Linked DNA regions of Homo sapiens: regions 2, 3 and 4 are each linked to region 1. The links are chromatin contacts, found by Hi-C or POLR2A ChIA-PET in ENCODE. All regions are on one chromosome and are shown on one strand. Each heading gives the region's core, a stretch centred on a gene start or an enhancer-like site at or near the end of the contact. The rest is flanking DNA. Distances are from core to core; before and after follow the strand shown. Region 1 has its middle 120 kb from the start of LINC02225. Region 2 overlaps LOC105378983 (a long non-coding RNA gene). Region 3 overlaps RMEL3 (enriched in melanoma 3). Region 4 has its middle 45 kb from the start of LINC02101.

Region 1 (2,910 bases), core at 177-2,676:
TAGAGTTGGGAGCCTTGTAGGATTCCCTGGGTTCCTCAGAAAGCGCTCCCTAATGTGGAAAACCAAAGTCAGGTAAATGGAAGAGGAAATGTTAAAGGAGAATTACTTTCTGGTATTTATGCTACTTTCATAGACATCTTTTATAGCTCCTGCAAAGGCAAGAAGGAAATCATTATGCACTTTGTATAGTGACCCAAGCCCTGGCATGGAAATTAAAATACTTGCTATTAACTCTAACTCTGCCACTAAAGTGTGTGGCCTCAGGCATGCTATTTCTTTTCCTCCATCTCTTTATTTGTAAAGTGAGTAGTGTAAACCATGGGTGAAACACTCATTTTCTGCCCAAACATTTGATGTTAGAAACCTTGTGATATAATGGAAATACCACACATTTAGGAATATAAGCAAATTTCTAGTTATATGTTGTGTAACACTGATTGAGTGAGCTCTTTTAGTTTCTTATCAGTAAAATAAATAGATTAACACACACTTTGCAGGGCAGCTGTGAAAATAAAAGATAACATATAATAAATACCAGGAAATGTGCCCAGAATGTAGAACAGCTTTACATTAAAAAACAATGTTTATTCAATGATGCCATGACCTGGTCCTAAATGGCCCTGCATTGCAGGTTGAGTTGTAAGTCTGACTTCTGTCTCCATGGATTAAGCAGCATGGAGTCTGTGTTACTACCTGAGAGTAAAAGCGATTCAAAGCTCTTGGCTCTGTCTATGAATGAATGCAAAGGCAATTCTCTCCCAGGACCTCTTGGAAATGCTATGGGAGATTAGAGGCCCATTGCACAATCATGCCTTAACTCAGCCTCTATGGCCCTGGGACCTCTCTAACCCCTCTCTAACCCCTCTCAGCTATGTTGAAAGCTCTGCTGGTGAAGGAAAATGTAGTGAAGCATGGCAAGCTACTTTACTCACACCAAGAAATGCAAAGCCCTGACAATGTAGAGGGGTTCCAGAATAAGTCTTTGAATCCTTTTTCTGATATTCTCAAATACTTGTGTTGAGAATTGGGCAGGATGCTGAGGGGTGGGGAGTAGGCAAAAGATGGCGAAAGACATCCACTTCAGCGAACCTCTAATGTTTCCCATTCAGTTGGGAATCTAATGTTTCAGATTCAGTTGGGAATCTGTCAAAAAACGGGCTACATCTTAGGGGAAATAATCCATCTTTTAAAAGTTTCCATCAACAACAAACTTCTCTCATTTACAAGAAAATGCATCATTTGACACCTTGGAGATTTTACCTGGAGGAAGATAATTTCTTGAAGCTTCTTGTGCCTGTGAGAGCCCAAAGCTATTTTGCAGCTGCAATATTGATAATGTATTCACATTCTCCCCAGAGCACTGGATTCTTTAACCTTAATATTGAGTCTGGAATGAGATTCTGTCCTCTAGAGGTCACCAATGCACCAGATTTGAAGGCCACGGAGGCTTCTAAAATGCTCAGGAAGAGCTAGGTGTCCTGTTCACATATGAATGAAAGAGAAAATAAGGCAAGTAAATTATCCTAATGGTTATTTTCCAGCTAGTCTCTGAAGAAGTAGGAAATCTGGTTTTCAATAAGGCATTTTAAAATGGATTTATCTTGGTTTATCTTGGCTTTTCTCTGCACTGATCTAGCTGAAGGAAACTCCTATAGTAATTAAATACTTCTTAACAGATAGTTTACTTTTGATAGTGAGAGAAGAAACTTTTCTAAATAGAAGAAAAACTGATGTAGAAATAGGCTATTATAGCCTCCATTAAATGAGTGTTACTTTCACTGGTGCTCTGGCCAAGGCAGAAGGTCTCTCTGTGCCTCCTCAGCACACTGTCTTCAAAGGGCATGGGGACACAGAAGCAGGGAAACATGGCCCTTTAATTCACAGTTATATAATTTTTGAGTTGCTTTATAAGGAGAGACGCCATCTAAAGTATTTATATCTCTGCAGACAAATTAGAAACTGCACATAAAGGGATCACTTTGAGAGTCAAAATATGCCTTTCCCTTGGGAGAACAATCAGTCAAGAGCCAAGAAAGTGGTAGTCTCCGTTTGGGACTATTGGGACCTAAAGGAAAGTCTTAATCAGACTTTGCCTTTTTAGTTATCCTGATGCGTTAATCTTGTATGAAGCTAGTTGTCTCCCTTAAATAGAACTAGCCAGGAGAACAGCACTCCACGTCGGCAGCCGGACTGAACGAGGGGAGTATACACTGCGCTGCCCAGGGTTTGGGAGGTGCGGTGTCCTAGCCTGGTGCCCATGGACTGCACTGTTCAAGGCGTGACCTGAGAGTCACCACCAGCGGTTCCCAGCATTGTTCCTGCTGCTCTGGTTGCTCTCCAAGGAGAGGAATTCCTACACCACGACTTTCCCAGGGTCCAGACACTTGCCAGCACCTGACCCATCAGGAAATCGCCTCTCCCCTCTTCCTTCCCCTATTCCTTCCCGAGCATTCCCCAGTCCAGGGTGTGGTCAGCCCTCAGAAGATCTGCTGGGATTGATTGACAAAAAAACAAAACCTTCCTCTAGATAAGAAAGATCACAGTGCTATAGGAAATCTATTTACTTCTGGGTGGCACTTGTCTACCCTCTCTCTCATTCTCTCTAACACTTTTAACTGCTGACTGTGTAGTTTCTTATCATTTCTTCAAGATATGTGGGGCAGTCAATCTTCAATCAATGAGCATTGTTTGGGTAACTCTTTTTATGGCCAATTCACAAGGAAGTAAAACATTTTGTCCTAGAGAGTTAGTGGTGGTCTTTCTCAGGGTTATTCGACATTTTCTTTAGCACTAAGAAAGAACAGAGACAAATTTTTATTTCTGAGCTGTTTCCGTTAGCTGAGAGCCCCCTCTAAAAGCTGCTAGTACTACAGAGATGTGAGAGTTCAGCAAAGGATGGCACTCGTCATC
Region 2 (2,910 bases), core at 129-2,628, 410 kb after region 1:
AATGGAGCAGGAACTATCTGTATGGGGTTAAGCTTTTAACCCAAAAATGTTTACTGAGCACCAATTATGCACAAGTAATTTGAAGTATTGGCCTTGTCTCTGAAAGGTGCTAACAGATAAACAACATCATTCTTCCATTTAGGCCGTAATTCTGTTCAGAAATTAAAGAGCAAAGGTTGTGAATGTCAGTTTTTCTTTCTTTCCTAAAAATCAATAGGTAATTACACTGACCCAAAAGGCAAAATGAATTCACTCTGTGAGTTTACCATTCATAGGACAGGACTTCACATTTACATGCCCATTTAAACATGCCCTGCTACAGTCACTTCTGAACATGTAAGAAGAGCTTCTTTGACATTCTGAAAAAATATTAACTCTAAAAGTTAGAGAGTAAACAATTTTAAGTGTTCAAATAGTACCTTCAAAAAATGATAAATAATTTCAATTTCTCTTTCAGGTAATAACATTGAGATATTGAGGTTCACTGGGAAAAATATTTTTGTTGGCACTTGGCACTTGGAATGCTTATAACATCACATCTTTAGTGGTATTACTTCAGCTATACCCTGTCTCATTGTTTATACAGATAGTGATGCATTTTGGTTAAGAATCTTAATAACAATAATCCTTTATATTTGTACAGTCTTTTTCAGTTCCAGGGCAGTTTAGATTTACCATCATATTAAATTCTTGCAAGGACTCTGTGAGATGACTGTAAGATTATTATTCTCATTGTGCCGTTGGGAAAACTGAAGCTCACAGAGTCCAAAGGCTATGAAGCATGGACTGGAAGCTGCCTGTCTGGGTTCAAATTCTGGCTCCATAGCTTGCCAAATATGTATAATTTGGAGCAAGTTACTTAACTTCTTTTGTATCAGTGTCCTCATCAGAAAATGAGGGTAATAACAGCACCTACCTTACTGGATTGTTATGACAGCTTAGGTTAATGTATGTTAAATACTTAACAGCAGTACCTGGCATATGGTAAATGCTACATGCATTTCAGAAATTGAGCCCAGATTTCTGACTGCATGTCTAGTGTTCCTTTCATTACAATAGTGTTTCAATTATGTCTTGTTACACCACTTCATGTGGTGGTTGACAGGGTACTGAACTAGAGGCAAAAGTACTACTACAGAAGCATATTCTGATGTTGTAGCTTCTACATTTTCCTGAATTAAAAACAATTAGGTAGTAATAATGTTCATGTAAACTATTTAGTAATCCTTCATGTGTACCAGGCTGGGTATCAAGCAAATAACGCATCTTTTACATGTATTATTCTATTCAATCCTCACAGCAGACCTGTTCATCTCCACTTGCAAACAAGGAACTGGAGTCACCAAGAGGTTAAGTTGTGCAGCGAGTCAGAGCATAGTGATAGGCATCAAAAGGGAGTTTCACGTCTGACTTAATATTGGTATCTGTGGAATGAAACAGGAATGTGCTTAATCATATCAAGCGATCTGATACTCAAACCTTTGTCTTCACCAGGGGTCACTGTCCTGGCAGTTACAGCATATTGCAAAACTGAAATCAAAGCTAAAGGCCTTAGAAATTTTTAATCTAAGCAAGAGCTGATTGTGTTTTAGTGGTGGATATCCAGTATAGTTTCCAACAATTGCAAATTGAAAGTAAAGGGAAAGTAAGCTAACAGACTCCTTAAAGTATCCACAGTCTTGGATAAAGCTTTTTTCTTCCAAATCTGCAATTATTCTTTTAAGGATTCAATTTAATTTATTATTTAAATTATTTTTAACATATATTATTTTAAAACTAAATTACATACAAATTTTCTTTTCCCTAATCTAAAGTTAAAATAAATCACTTTGTAATAATAACTGTGTAGAATTATATGAAAACATCATGTCTGTATTTTCAGTGCCTTAAGACACTTGGAATCTTTGGAGAATCTCACGTTCTAATTTTATTGGATTAGATATGCATGGCTTGGTGGCCTCAGAGGACAAGACTTAGGAGTAGCCCCAAAACATAGTCATCAGAAAAAAGAAAGAAAGTGGGGATTATTCTTTTAAGCAATTTAACCCAAAATCCAGGTTCCATGTTGTTCCGGCTTCAGAGTGAAATTTTTGTTCTCATCTAATTTTAAAGTTATACAACAACAGGAATGCTGTTAAGAAAACTCTGAGCATGAACCAAACCCGAGTGACAATACAGAACCCTGTTTTTATAGATGTTTGCCCCTAAAATAATAAAGTATAAAATATAAACTGACAAAATGGAATGCCCAGTCAAATAATATGATGTGACTTTGCATACATTTTATATCTCCTTACATGTCCAAAGGAGACATATTTTGTCAACATACAAATTCTGAGTGGCCTAGGAGGCAAGCCTATTCACAGTAATCCTCCTGGGAAAATAAGAAAGGAAGAGTAAGTACTAACTTTAGTATTAATTAGTTTTTGTGACACCATGGAACTTCCAACTTACAGGCTGGTAGGGATAGGGCACTCTGTCTCTATAGCATTGCAAAAACTGCTTTTCCTTCCATTTCTGCTTCAGATCACATGTTCTGGCTCAGCAGGGGCTAACGAGATGGAGGGAGCAGAATCTCTGTCTCTCCCTCTCAGATATTCTGATAAAGCCCTACTCCTGTCAGTTGGAGATCAGGTGTGGAGTTTCTGTTGGGTAATAATTTCCAATTTTAGTTATCTAGAGTTTAATAGCTATTGTTTTAAGTTATTGTTTTAAAGAAATAAAAATCACTGGTATATTTTAAAGCATCTTAATTAGTAGCCATGTATTATTTTCAATAGCTGATAAACAATTAGGCTTTAAACATTAAACATCAAATCATTAAGAAATTCAGTTGAAGTAATCAGAACTAATATTGATGAAGAGGAGTATGACTGACTAGGAGGGCATTCATTTTTCCCCCAAAATCAC
Region 3 (2,910 bases), core at 297-2,796, 340 kb before region 1:
TTTTAATAGGTCCATGGGGACATTTGAGTCATTTCCCATAAAGATCAACCTTTACCTTTGGAATCGCTCTGGCCAACTTTTGTTTCATATGCATGTGTGGCTTATCACAATGTCTTGTGTTTCTATTGCTCCTTTCTCTGAGAAAATCCAGGCACATTCCAGACACTCAAGTCTAATCAGCTCTGACAGCAGAGAAGCAGGATTGGACTACGATGGGGGTCATTTGGCACTTGCCCAGTGACTGTGGTGTAACCCATTCATTCAGGTATTCCTGGAGTAAGAATGGCCTCAGTGACCCACCACCTCTGTATGCTAGGTACTTGGTTGGTGTTCCCTTCTCCTTAAAATCATACTCATGTAACCCCTGCTGCTTATCCCTTGCTGTTATTCCTTTTTTTTTGAGACGTGCCAAACTTCTCAAAAGAGTAGTGCATGCTTGCTATTGATAATTTCTCTTCTCTTATTCTCAATGTGTCATCCTGGTATTAGCTCTGACTTTCCCTCTAAATGATGCCCATATACTTTCTCAGGTTTCTTTCTCCTTAACCTAAATCTGGCTGCACTCTTGTTCTTGAAATTTTCTTCTCCATAACTGTCCTGATCTGGTTCTCTTCTTCTTCCTAGCTCTCCAGGTACCATTTTTTCTCTCTCGTTCTCTTTTTTTTTTGTTTCTTCTGGCTCCATTTTATTGTTTCCACTCCATAACAGTGTTCTTAACCCATAGTTCTTTAGGCTCTACTAACTTTTTCCTTTTAGCATATCGTTGCTTTTGTGGCTTCATCTCTGACATAAATTTTGAATGACTCCCAATCCACAGCTCAAACTATGTTCTCTTTTCTCAGCTTCAGCCTCAAATTTGCAGATGTCTACCCGACAGCTCCACTTTGATGCCCAGTTGCCACCTCAAACTTATGTCTAAATGGATTTCTCCTGGTCCCTCTCAGACTTCTTCATTTCTGTTGGTGGCATCATTCTTCCACTTACTCAAGGTCATTGTTTATAATTATTTTTTCATCCTTTTTCTTTTCCCAAATACAACACTGACTTTTCCCCTCTCGCATTACATTTCATCCTTCTATTCCTAATGCCATCATTATAGTCTGGACCATGCCTATTGCAATGAGTTAAGTGTCTTCGATTTCTACGGACTATAACACCACCCTACATGTTGTGCCACCCAAGTAGTTACCTTTTGTCCTCATTTGATATAATTTATGTCTACACTTTGGGCTGTGGCTTCTCTGCCATATTCTGTTCTATGCACTTCTTCCAACTTAAAGATGAGAGATTTATAGTATAACTCAAATAAAATCAAGCTTGTTCTCCCATGGAAACCATAGACTCCCATAAATTTTAATGGGATCTTAGCTCTCTGATGTTCTTTCCTATTTGGAGTAGAACATGTGGCAAGGAAAACAAAATCATTTCTTAGTCTTATCTTTCTGTAATGTGGTTTCTCTGGGCTGGTTCCTCTGAAAGAACTGGCTTCTACAGTGAGGTCTGATGAATGCTATGTCCTGGGCTGTGGTCACTTTGTATTTGACATGAATGTATGCACTTCTCAGCCTCCCAGGCACGGTTTACAACATTCTTTATTGTTTTTCCCATCTGGAGAGAGATAAGGTATAATACTTCTTATTGATTTTGGAAGCATTTCTATAATGCAAACAACACCTATCTGAGAAACCTTGTACTAATCACAGAAAAATGTGATCATGTGGGTCGAGGAGTGCAAGAATTTCCATAGCTGTAGGTCTGTGGGAGTATTTCCTTCTTATGATTCAGACCTTGGTTCAAAACAGTTCTCTCAATGGAAAAGGTACAGCACAAAAGCAGGATATTGGAATTATTTCTGCATTCATTCTGGTTGTACCTTAAAGTTGGAAAAACCCTTCCTTGCTCCATTTCCCTGTTGGTGAATTATGCCCTAGATTTCCTTGTTCACTGAGGAACTTACTGAAACTTCTAGCCCAATAGCCTTAAGGGGACTCTGAAGCGAGGGAGTTCACATGGCACCGCCAGGCACACTGATTGCTAGTGACAGAACCTAGACAGAACCCTCTATATCCTGCCTTTGGGTCTAGTGATCTCCTCATCGTGGAGTGGAGAGATTTTAGTGAAACACAGTGGACCCATCTTCAAATTTGAGAGGTCTAGGGAAAGAGTTCAAATGGAAGCCTATGTACCCTATGTCTAAATATTGAAATTTGTAAGTCAGGCTGAAAGATGTTAAATAAACTATAAACATATCTTAGTAATAAACTGGAAAGTCTGATTAAAATTGTGACTTCTCAAAATCTCTATGGAGTACTACAATGGTGTAGTGTGGGAGAATGCATCTCCGACCTGACCCATTCATTTCCCTTCTTGGAATCAACTCCAATCAATACCTGAATGGGCCTTGTGTGCCCACATTCCAGTTCTATCCACTCCTCCTCCAAACAGCTGCCTCTTGGGGTTAAGTGGCATACACCAGCTGTGCAGTTTATTCTTAAGAGGTCACATCTGGGAGGAAGCCCACATAAGACCTGGAAGCAGGCTTGGGATGTTTGGGCAAGAAACTCCAGAGTCTTCAGGACCCAGAGAGTGGTATCAAAGGGGGATGTGATTCACCTTGGCTGTGCAGGCTCCTTGACTGATATAAACTGGTCATAGGCACAGTTGGGTATCTAAGGCAGGACCCCTCTTACCTGGGTCTTAGGACAGCACTGAAATATATCAAAGGTACATTGAGAATACTGTTCCTTTGTAGCTTTGATACATTTGTAGAACACTATTGTTAGGTCTTTCCACTCTGACTTCCCATCATCTTTCAGGGCTGGCTCTCACCTGCTGTAGAAAACACACAAACCCCACTGATGAGCCTCCAATGTAGGTGGAACGAGTCCAACCAATCTATTTCCTCTATGT
Region 4 (2,910 bases), core at 118-2,617, 300 kb after region 1:
AAGGTATGGAATGGGTAACAGGATTGAAGGAGGTAAAGCATGCAAAAACTTTTGTAAGGGTCTGGCCATGTAGCAAGTCCTTGATAAATGGTAGCCCTTAGCATTAAGTGGTAGTCACGGTAGAAAAATAAAAGATGTCCTAATAATTTGTAAGAGGTTTTACCACTAGAAACACTATATCTTTTTCTTTTAAGTAGTGTCTTTCTTTATACGACTTTTCATTCAATCTTCTTGAAGCCAGATTTCCTTCCGACAAATTATTCCATTTTCAGTTCTCCCTAATGGATGAATTCTTTTTCTCTTTATGATAAAATAAATAGAGGCAGCTGATACAGCCACAAATCACTCCAACTTCCTATGGAAATTACTTCATTGATTTCTGAAATGATAAAGGACCTGTAATGTACCTATAAATACAGTCATTAAGTCACAAATTGCTCATGGCAGCACAGGAAATCTCAATATACTGTCCAGGCATCATCCTCCCCCAAATACACATTTTCCCAAGGGCGCCCAGCCCGGATCCATTATCATAAGTACAGCTGGAGCTAGAGTCATGAATCAAGGGCAGCTTTCCTGTTCCTCATCCTTTCTGAGTTCATTAGAGTGGGCAAGTTTTCAGACTAACATGTTAGGTCAGAAGTAAGATCATTTGCATAAAACAAGATGAGTATTCACCAGTCAACTTCTCTGTGACATGGTCAGAGTCTGGATTCTAAAAGGAGCCTCTCCTGAAACCCAGAAGGCTCTGATGCAAAAGTAGGAAGGCGTCACAGACTTGGAAAGTGGACTGTATTCCCTAGCCCCAGACATTTCATTTGCAGGCATGCACCATGTCTCATGTCTGGGGCCTGCTCATATTGTCTTCACGGTCAAAGAAGAAAATGATAAGGATTTTGGGCACTGGAAGGTGCAAACAGTGGTTTTATTGCGTGTAAGTTCCGCCCCTGGATGCCTGCAAAAAAGCAGAGACCTTGGCATCTCTACCTGGAACAGAGATAATTCCAAGATCATTGTACGCCCTTTGTGGAATTATACTTAGCAGTGAAAATCTTTCAACCAACTTCTGAACTTGTTAGGGGTGGTTACTGGCAAAATTCTTTGTTTCCCTTTTATATTTATTGACTTTGCCTTCCTCTTACCCCATACTGGCTATATTTCCCTTTTGGGTTTTATTTAGTTTGCTGAGGCTTTCAATTTGTTTCTCCCCAAATCTTCTCAGATCTCTAGTCTCATAGGTTAGGTGTTTAAATAATATATTTAAATGGCTTGTGGAAGAACACAAACATAGAGGCATCACAGCAGGCACTAGGCTCCATGACCTGAAAAACAAACTTATTAATGCCTTTGTGTTCTTTTCAGCACATCCCACTAGTGGAGGGCTAGCTGGCAGCCGCAGCTCACTGCTTAAACCGAAATGAATTTCACAAGAAAACACAGTTCATATGCCAAAAGGAAGTAATTCAATCCAAGTACAGAATAATCTTTTTCTGGTACCTTATATTTATTTTTTATGTGCCGTATTTAAACTTTTAATCATCCAGCAGCAGCAGGAATTACTACTCATCATCATTCTTCCCATTGCATTTGGGAACAGCACCAATACTCAAGGATTACCTGGAGTGTGAGGGGATGCATATTAAATTCCTGTTTTCATTTTCCTAAATGTGTCCCATTATCTCTCTATTGTCCTTGGCTTTTGTGAAAGAAAAAGAGGCAAAAATAGGCCGAAACCTGTTCAGACAAGCAGCATCTAGTGAGCAAAAAGAAAATCTCCTGGGTAGGTCTTACTCAAATCTCTTTAATGGCACACTAATTATATATAACCCTACTGGCATCTTTGGTGTCACTTTCTTTAGAAAAATTATCAAGTGTTTATCCCTGGGGTTTATGTTGTTACTCTTGGAAAGAATCCACCAAGTGTCTGAAATGACTCTGAGGCTACTCTCCTTGAACCTGCCCTATGCTTAGCCAGAGTTTGTCATTAACTGCAGGTGGTTACTGAGCAATTATAGCTAATCAGAACCTTAAAGGGAGGGGTTTTTAATCCCCCTCATGGGACGCTTTCCCCTTGAAGTTCTGTTTACTTCTATTTGATGCTTTAGGCAATCCTCTAACATTTGGGAAGAAAGTTTTTCTATTTATCAATTACTATGAAATGTCTTCATGATGTGCTATTATTATATTATCTTTTAAAGGGAAATTTGAAAATTTCTTTGAAAATGAAATCTAGTTTTTTATACAGGATGAAAATTAATCCCTTCTAGGTTTGCCCTCAGCTGTCAGAAAACTCTCATAGCACTCAGTAGTTTTTAATATCTTTTCTGCTGCAGTCTGAGTCTGGCTAGGGTTTGTGACCAGACTGTTTAATAGCTTTGTATCTTTTGTGAGATCTTTATGATAAGGGACAACATATACTTTCATATTTCAAAGACAAATAATTTCAGAAGGTAACATTTTTCTTGAGAGTTGAATTAAAAAATCTTCTGAATTTTGGATAGGAAGTTTTCTAAAATATATTATGCACTTCATTTCCTTCTTAAACAAACTATTTGATGCATATTTCCAAATTTTTAAATAAATAAAATAATCATCATGGACGTCGACTATTTTCCTCTGCCTAAAACATAATGGTCTTGGGAATAATTAAGCTATTTGTGGCTATTTGCTCCATACCAAATGGTCCTGTACTGCCAGTCTTTTACAATCCTTTGTATGGCTTTTGTAAACCATAGATTTTGTCTATGGTCTTCATTGCTTTTACCTTTGTTTGCTTTCACTTCTTGCTGTGCCCTGGGCACTGCTGAGAGCCCTTAGCTAATAACTGACCCCTGGTGTATGAACATCAGGACATATTTTGACTGCTAGCTCCCTTGAGAACATTGGACTTAGCTGATTTCCCTGTTCCAC

Evidence for each region. A loop is a pair of places that touch in the nucleus more often than their neighbours do. ChIA-PET counts read pairs that join two places held with the same protein, here RNA polymerase II (POLR2A). Pooled maps may share reads with other maps.
Region 2: a loop to region 1 is called in a map of PC-9, with 18 times the contacts of the local background. The contact joins two enhancer-like sites. A Hi-C loop is called at or near these places in 3 of 168 maps with a recorded cell type or tissue (PC-3, PC-9 and mammary epithelial cell) and 3 of 50 pooled maps.
Region 3: a map of endothelial cell of umbilical vein shows a loop between it and region 1 (14-fold over the local background). The contact joins two enhancer-like sites. A Hi-C loop is called at or near these places in 2 of 168 maps with a recorded cell type or tissue (PC-3 and endothelial cell of umbilical vein) and 3 of 50 pooled maps. POLR2A ChIA-PET finds 5 or more read pairs at or near these places in 3 of 52 experiments (AG04449, AG04450 and endothelial cell of umbilical vein).
Region 4: a loop to region 1 is called in a map of Panc1, with 4 times the contacts of the local background. The contact joins two enhancer-like sites. A Hi-C loop is called at or near these places in 2 of 168 maps with a recorded cell type or tissue (Panc1 and cardiac septum) and 4 of 50 pooled maps. POLR2A ChIA-PET finds 5 or more read pairs at or near these places in 1 of 52 experiments (Panc1).

What each region holds. Positions count from the first base shown.
Region 1 is chr5:57,778,170-57,781,079 of GRCh38, forward strand. No RefSeq gene overlaps it. Among named protein-coding and RNA genes, the nearest start is that of LINC02225, 120 kb to the right of the region's middle. Within about 2 kb of position 1,427, at least 7 of the 41 ENCODE cell types and tissues checked have a DNase peak (open chromatin) inside an H3K27ac peak, as active enhancers do; they include PC-9 and endothelial cell of umbilical vein, where a contact is called at or near this core.
Region 2 is chr5:58,187,018-58,189,927 of GRCh38, forward strand. It overlaps LOC105378983 (a long non-coding RNA gene), which reads right to left. Exons shown (of 4, transcript XR_948350.2): 4 at 1-1,424. Among named protein-coding and RNA genes, the nearest start is that of LINC02101, 66 kb to the left of the region's middle. Within about 2 kb of position 1,379, at least 5 of the 41 ENCODE cell types and tissues checked have a DNase peak (open chromatin) inside an H3K27ac peak, as active enhancers do; they include PC-9, where a contact is called at or near this core.
Region 3 is chr5:57,434,290-57,437,199 of GRCh38, forward strand. All of the region lies in intron 1 of RMEL3 (enriched in melanoma 3), which reads left to right. Among named protein-coding and RNA genes, the nearest start is that of RMEL3, 41 kb to the left of the region's middle. Within about 2 kb of position 1,547, at least 7 of the 41 ENCODE cell types and tissues checked have a DNase peak (open chromatin) inside an H3K27ac peak, as active enhancers do; they include endothelial cell of umbilical vein, where a contact is called at or near this core.
Region 4 is chr5:58,076,243-58,079,152 of GRCh38, forward strand. No RefSeq gene overlaps it. Among named protein-coding and RNA genes, the nearest start is that of LINC02101, 45 kb to the right of the region's middle. Within about 2 kb of position 1,368, at least 2 of the 41 ENCODE cell types and tissues checked have a DNase peak (open chromatin) inside an H3K27ac peak, as active enhancers do.